Linked DNA regions of Homo sapiens: region 1 is linked to region 2. The links are chromatin contacts, found by Hi-C or POLR2A ChIA-PET in ENCODE. All regions are on one chromosome and are shown on one strand. Each heading gives the region's core, a stretch centred on a gene start or an enhancer-like site at or near the end of the contact. The rest is flanking DNA. Distances are from core to core; before and after follow the strand shown. Region 1 overlaps USP39 (ubiquitin specific peptidase 39). Region 2 overlaps ELMOD3 (ELMO domain containing 3).

What was found. Hi-C counts contacts between places; a loop is a spot of excess contacts on that map. ChIA-PET counts read pairs that join two places held with the same protein, here RNA polymerase II (POLR2A). Pooled maps may share reads with other maps.
Region 1: a loop to region 2 is called in a map with no recorded cell type, with 6 times the contacts of the local background. The contact joins two enhancer-like sites. A Hi-C loop is called at or near these places in 1 of 37 single-sample maps with no recorded cell type and 6 of 50 pooled maps. POLR2A ChIA-PET finds 5 or more read pairs at or near these places in 6 of 52 experiments (GM10248, GM12878, OCI-LY7 and 3 more).

Annotation. Positions count from the first base shown.
Region 1 is chr2:85,636,005-85,639,451 of GRCh38, forward strand. USP39 (ubiquitin specific peptidase 39) reads left to right here. Exons shown (of 13, transcript NM_006590.4): 7 at 49-126; 8 at 1,365-1,432; 9 at 3,199-3,387. Among named protein-coding and RNA genes, the nearest start is that of USP39, 22 kb to the left of the region's middle. Within about 2 kb of position 1,632, at least 5 of the 41 ENCODE cell types and tissues checked have a DNase peak (open chromatin) inside an H3K27ac peak, as active enhancers do.
Region 2 is chr2:85,391,105-85,395,000 of GRCh38, forward strand. ELMOD3 (ELMO domain containing 3) reads left to right here. Exons shown (of 14, transcript NM_001135022.2): 14 at 1-644. CAPG (capping actin protein, gelsolin like) reads right to left here. Exons shown (of 10, transcript NM_001747.4): 10 at 3,649-3,854. The coding sequence ends at 3,789. Among named protein-coding and RNA genes, the nearest start is that of CAPG, 17 kb to the right of the region's middle. Within about 2 kb of position 1,492, at least 5 of the 41 ENCODE cell types and tissues checked have a DNase peak (open chromatin) inside an H3K27ac peak, as active enhancers do.

The DNA.
Region 1 (3,447 bases), core at 382-2,881, 250 kb after region 2:
TCTAATGCCACTTAGCTTCAACGTTTTCCACCCTTCCTTTTTTTCCAGGAGATGGCGTTGACTTTCTGTCTTGGTTTCTGAATGCTCTGCACTCAGCTCTGGGGGGCACAAAGAAGAAAAAGAAGAGTAAGTCATTTACTTATAAAAAGGAGTTATTTTGTTCCCTTTTAAAAAACTTTGCGGTCGGTCGCAATGGCTCATGCCTATAATCCCAGCTCTTTGAGAGGCCGAGGTGGGTGGATTACCTGAGGTCAGGAGTTTGAGACCGGCCTGGCCAACATGGCGAAACCCCATCTCTACCAAAAATACAAAAGTTATTCAGGTGTGGTGGGATGTGCCTGTAGTCCCAGCGACTTGGGAGGCTGAGGCAACTTCCCATTCTTTTGTTAACTGTTTATCTGGGGTAGGCTAGTATCTATGTTATAGATAAACTACATGTTCTTTCTGAATAGGCCCCTCTCCATAGTTTTTGCTAGAATATGGTTATAGTCCCAATGATATTTTATTATATATATATTTTGAGACAGAGTCTTGCTCTGTCACCTAGGCTATGCAGTGGCACGGTCTCAGCTCACTGTAGCCTCCATCTCCCAGGTTCAAGCAGTTCTTCTCCCTCAGTCTCCCAAGGGTAGCTGGGATTACAGGCACCCACTACCACGCCCAGCTGATTTTTGTATTTTTAGTAGAGATGGGATTTCTCCATGTTGGCCAGGCTGGTCTCAAACTCCTGACCTCAGGTGATCTGCCCAAAGTGCTAGGATTATAGATGTGATGGTGTCTTGATGTGGGATTGTGGCCTGTTGCTTTTCCCACTGGATGGCCCTGCCCTCTCTACCAGGTGTCTTCAGCCTGTGTTAACCCTCTGAGCTCTCTAACTTGCGTCTTGGCAGGGTTCTAGAACTTGGTTGTGCTTTCTCTCTTGTTGCTTTGATCCTGTTCTGGCCCATCTCTTAGTCTGTCATTGTCCTCTTGTCTTCATTACAGTTTGGACATTGTCTCCCTTTGAAAGTAGCTTATGGTTATGGGAAGTTCCTTGGCTGTACCTTGTTTTGCTTGTGAATTTTTTTGTAATTCATGTATCACCATTCCTTCATTTTGAACACATTTACCTTTTCTTTTATGGACCAGGCCCTGTGATGGAGGATAAAAAGTTGTCTTAAGAGAAATAAAGTAATTATTTACACAAATAATTATAAAGGTACCCTGGTGGTATATAGTACAAAAGGAAACTTCTGTGTTTAGTGAGAGCTCTGTGTCTTTTGCTGGAAGATGCTGGTTTATTTCAGAAATTTAGAAGCTGGAAATATACTTCAGACATGTTTTCCATCCTCACGGAATTTGTCTCTTGCTTCCTGTTTGTGCAGCTATTGTGACTGATGTTTTCCAGGGGTCCATGAGGATCTTCACTAAAAAGCTTCCCCATCCTGATCTGGTGAGTTAATTGAGCCTGGGTCTTGGACTGATTCATATTGCTTGAGGGGACGTAGGGGAGATGAAGAGATGCTCAGAGAACTGACAAGCCTGCTTGCCCTGTGAAGAGGTTCAACAAAGCACCTGCCTAGTGGCAGCTCTGCCTGGTCCCTGTCATACTAGTGCACTTTTTCAGTTTGGGAGTTAGTGGTTGGATGTACTGTGCTGGTTTAAGTGTTCTGGCCACTAGGTGGTGCTGCTGTGTTTTTTCAGAAAGCTCAGCTAAGCTTTCTTTTTGTTTTTCTTAGTCTCCCTCTGTCGCCAAGGCTGGAGTTGCAGTGGCGCCATCTCAGCTCACTGCAACCTCTACCTCCTGGGTTCAAGCGATTCTCCTGCCTTAGCCTCCTGAGTGGCTGTGATTACAGGCGCTTGCCACCACGCCCAGCTAATTTTGTATTTTTAGTTGTGACGGGGCTTCACCATGTTGGTCCAGGCTGGTCTCGAACTCCTGACCTCAGGTGATCTACCTGCCTCGGCCTCCCAAAGTGCTGGGATTACAGGCGTGAGTCACCGTGCCTGGCCCTCAGCTAAGCTTCCTAGATGGTCTTAGAGCTTTTCTTTTTTGAGATGGAGTTTTGCTCTTGTTGACCAGTCTGGAGTGCAATGGCATGATCTCAGCTCACTGCAACCTCCACCTCCCAGGTTCAAACCATTCTCCTGCCTCAGCCTCCGAAGTAGCTGGGATTACAGGCATGCGCCACTATGCCTGGCTAATTTTTCTATTTTTAGTAGAGAAGAGGTTTTACCATGTTGGTCAGGATGGTCTCAAACTCCTGACCTTAGGTGATCCACCTCCCTTGGCCTCCCAAAGTGCTGGGATTACAGACATGAGCCACCGTGCTCGGCCCACTTTCTTTTTTTAATGGATTTTTTTTCCTTTTTGAGACAAGATCTCTGTCACTCAGGCTGAGTGTGGTGGCGTGATTATGGTTCACTGCAACCTCAACCTCCCTTGCTGAAGTGATCCTCCCACCTCAACCTCCCCAGAAACTGGGACCATAGATACACACCACCACACCGGGCTAATTTTTATTTTTATTTTTGTTTAATTTAATTAATTAATTAATTTATTTATTTTATTGAGACGGAGTTTCACTCTTGTTGCCCAGGCTGGAGTGCAATGGCACTATCTCGGCTCACCGCAACCTCCGCCTCCCGAGTTCAGGTGATTCTCCTGCCTCAGCCTCCCGAGTAGCTAGGATTACAGGCGCCACCACCACGCCCGGCTTATTTTGTATTTTTAGTAGAGACGGGGTTTCTCCGTGTTGGTCACGTTGGTCTTGGACTCCTGACCTCAGGTGATCTACCTGCCTCGGCCTCCCAAAGTGCTGGGATTACAGGTGTGAGCCATCATGCCCGGCCAATTTTTTTTTTTTTTTGTAGAGATGGAGTCTCACTGTGTTGCCCAGGCTGGTCTGGAAGTCCTGGACTCAAGCAGTCCTCTCACCTTTGTTCCCAAAGTGTTGAGATTACAGCCGTGAGCCATCACACTTGGCCTCAGGGCTTTTTAGATAGTCTGGTATATAAGCAAAATATCTTTAAAGAAGGAAACCTGTTGGTTCTTAAGTTAATCTAACCAGGTGGTGCATGCCAAACTGCCCAATCTCTCGGGCACTTCTCTTTGTTCTTTCAGATGAAGGAAATGTCGGCGTGGTAAAACATCGGTTCTGTGTTGGTTCCTATACCCGTCACACTCCTTTCCTCTCTTTTCTTCTCATTCATTTCTAGCCAGCAGAAGAAAAAGAGCAGTTGCTCCATAATGACGAGTACCAGGAGACAATGGTGGAGTCCACTTTTATGTACCTGACGCTGGACCTTCCTACTGCCCCCCTCTACAAGGACGAGAAGGAGCAGCTCATCATTCCCCAAGTGCCACTCTTCAACATCCTGGCTAAGTTCAATGGCATCACTGAGAAGGTAGCCCATTAACACACCTGCCCTGCCTATACTTACCCTCGCTCTCTCGACTTTTTCATT
Region 2 (3,896 bases), core at 242-2,741:
AAGCCAAGTACCCTCACCGGCATGGGACATGAGGGGCAGCTAGACTTCACCCCCTTCCCGCAGACCTGCCTCCAGAGCAAGGAGAATTCTGCCTTAATCTGTTGGGCTCCAGTCTCCGGGTTGAATTCCAGTGTATCCCACTGGGAGTGAATGGATCATGAGGTGGGATGGCCCCATCTGGATGTTCTGCAGATCCCCACATGGGAGGAGATTCCCAAGTAGAGGCAGCCAGAATTCTGACTCCCTGGCAGCAGCAGGGCTTTCAGGCACCAGTGTCTGTGTTGTTAGAACTCAGAGGAAGAGGCAGGGGCAGCAGCCGACAGGGGGCAGCATGACCCAAGCAAGGGGCCTGAGGCCTCAGTGGGGGTAGGGCAAGGAGGTACCTCACAGGTGGGTGTGAGGCCCCCTCTGGAGTTTCTGGCCATTCACTTACCCACTCTCTTCTCCCCCTGACCCCCGCTCCATTGTTTATGATGGAAAAACGGACATTTGGCTAGGTGTCTCTCACGGCTGCTCCATCCTAGCCCCCACAAGCTGGGGCTTCCTCCTGTAGATGCTGTGCATGCCCCATGATGAGTTTCTGGCCTAATTGAGGGAAGGAGGAAATTCATACCAGCAGTTTTCAAATAAAAGAATTGTTCTAATTAAGCGTCTCAGGTGTTTTTTTCCAAGACAAGTCTTGCACCATCCTGTGGTCCTGTCATTCCGGAACCTGGTTAGAGCCAGGCACACCTAAGGGTGAAGGCATAGGTGGGTTCCAGCCTGGTCATGGGCTCCAGGAGACAGAAGGTTGCCTGTGCTGCAGCCAAACCTTGCTGAATTCATAGGATGTCCATCCTCTGCTATACTTACAAGCCCAGAGACTCCTTGCAAGCTCTAGCCAGTGGACGAGGTAGCCCAGCTCTTGTTAAGATTGACTGGTATAAGGCATCCACACCACGTTTTTCCTGCATTTGCTTCTGGCGAAGGCCAGCACTGTTGGTTCCTTCCCAAAAGAGCCTCCAGACTGGGCGCAGTGGCTCACGCCTGTAATCCCAGCACTTTGGGAGGCCGAGGCGGGTGGATCACGAGGTCAGGAGATCGAGACCATCCTGGCTAACACAGTGAAACCCCGTCTCTACTGAAAATGCAAAAAATTAGCCGGGCGTGGTGGCGGATGCCTGTAGTCCCAGCTACTCAAGAGGCTGAGGCAGGAAAATGGTGTGAACCCGGGAGGCGGAGTTTGCAGTGAGTCGAGACTGTGCCATTGCACTCCGGCCTGGGCAGCAGAGCGAGACTCCGTCTCAAAAAAAAAAAAAAAAAAGAGCCTCCAGGCCAGGGTACCTGAGCTGGGGAGTGGGGGGCAGGTGAGAGCCCCACTATGCTACCTTCTGTCCTCCGGACCCCCTCAAGTGGAATGCTATGGAAGACCACTATCTGGCCCTGCAGGCCTCTTTAAGTCTGACCCACTGCAGGGGGAAACATCACAGAGGTAGGGAAGAGAGGTGGCCACCCAGGCGTGGAGGGGAACTCCTGACTGCTGTCAGCAGGATGCCTCAAGGGTGGGGCTGGTAACAAACCCCATAGTTTGCCTTGTGTTGTCTGCCTGACCTGAACTAACCCCTTCATTCACAATACTTCCTCCAGTCTGGTCCTCAGCTAACCAACAGAGATAGCAGGGAGATTGCTGGGCATGGCATGGCAGGAGTTGAATTGCAGGGGAGAAAAGCTGCAGCTCGGCCTCCACTTTGGAGTATCAGGTTGGGTGATTCTTCCCTCTGCAGGGTCCTTTCTGCCCACCATCCACCTGTTTAGTGCCCCCCAGATGACAGAGTACTCACAGCTTCAGACCCTGGAACATTAGCAATAATGTAGTCTGGCAATTTTAAATTTACAGTTCTGTTAATGAACTGGTTGTGAGGGGTACCTGAACCCTCTGAAAGCAGATGCAAAAATCTTTTTTTTTTTTTGAAATGGGATCTCACTCTGTCACCCAGGCTGGAGTGCAGTGGCGCGATCTCGGCTCACTGCAATCTCCACCTCCCGGGCTCAAGCCATCCTCCCACTTCAGCCTCCTGAGTAGCTGGGACTACAGGTTTGTGCCACCATGCCCAGCTAAGTTTTGTATTTTTGGTAGAGATGGGGTTTCACCATGGTCCCCAGGCTGGTCTCAAACCCCAGAGCTTAAGGAGTCCGCCTGCCTCTGCCTCCCAAAATGCTGGGATTATAGGCATGAGCCACCGTGCCCAGCCACAAAAATCTTAATCTGTGTATATTTATAGGGAAAGGGGCTAGGCCTTTCATAGGAGACTTAAAATACTCCCCGTCTCTACAAAGGTTGTCAGAACCACTAATGTAGTGCAACCTTTATTCTCTCCCCTTTAAAAAACCATCCCTGGCACCTGCTCTTTGTGTAGGCTGTCAAGTAGGGCTAAGAAGTCTATGGAGAAGACATGGAGGCAGATCCACAGAGGAGCTCATTTCTTTTTTATTTTTATTTTTTGAGTCGGAGTCTCTGTCACCCAGGCTGGAGTGCAGTGGTGCAATCTCGGCTCACTGCAACCTCTACCTCCCGGGTTTAAGCGATTCTCCTGCCTCAGCCTCCCAAGTAGCTGAGATTACAGGCATGCGCAACCATGCCCGGCTAATTTTTTGTATTTTTAGTAGAGAAAGGGTTTCCATGTTGGCCAGACTGGTCTCAAACTCCTGATCACAAATGATCCGCCCGTCTTGCCCTCCCAAAGTGCTGGGGTTATAGGCGTGAACCACCGCACCCGGCTGGGGTATCTATGGTATGGTTCTTGGCACAAATCAGCAAGTTCAACTTGCCAATTGATCAGAATTTTTGTTTTGGGATGAAAGAATCCAATTTCTGGAGCTCAGAAGCCACATAGTCCAGAGGACCTGGGGGTGAGGATGAGTCAGGGTGGTTGCAGCCTTGCCAGGCCTCACGGCCTCTGGTCCAAGCTGACACAGGCTCACTCACACCCTGCTCTTGGCCCCTGGGCATGCCTTCTCAGATGGGACCTCTTCTTGGCTACTGCATTCTCCCTGCTATTTAGCTCTCTAGCCTCTGACATCCCACCACCACTTCATTACCCAAGAGAATGAACTAAGGTCTAGCAAAGGAAAGTAACTTGCCTAGGATCACAGAGGCAGGGTAAGAACCAGACTGAAGACTGTCCATGCTAGCCTGGTGCTTTTCGCACAGCCCTGCAGTGGCCCTGGGCTCACCAGCCAAACATGCTGGGCAATGTGCCTACGAAGTAATAAGCCAGGCTTGGTACAATTGTGAAAGGCTGTCCTCTCTTGCTCAGTGGGCATATGTCACTTGAAGCTGCCTGGCAGTGCTTTATTAGGGCATCCGAAGAAATACTGCCTTAAATGGAACTGCATCCCAAGCCCATTGCCACAACCTTCTCCCTGTTGGGAATGTGAGACTGAACTGAACACCCGGATGCAACTGATCCTGAGGCCTGGCACTGTGCCACCTCCCTATTGGGTTCATGGCAGTCCCTGCAAGCCTGGCTGGGACTCCTCTGTCATGCAAAGCAGCTCTGGCCCCTCCAAGGCTGTCCAATTGTCATCTGTGTGCTACTCCACCCCCAGCATGGGGATGAACCCAGGTGAATAGGTGGGTGACAGTGAGAATCAGCCCAGGGCAGGTGGTGCAGGAAAAGAGCTGGGAAAGCACTTGTCTCCTTTATTGAACATCTGCAGGGGGCACCTCTGCACTGACCAGGCAGCCAGAGAAGCAAGCAGGCAGGTGGTGGGGGGCAGGGGAGCATGGGGCAGGAAGACGCCCACCCTCATTTCCAGTCCTTGAAAAATTGCTTGAAGATGGGACTCTCATGGCCCTGAGGCAGAATCTCCACCTGCAGGGACAGCGGGGGAGAAGTCTGGTTCACAAAGTTGCC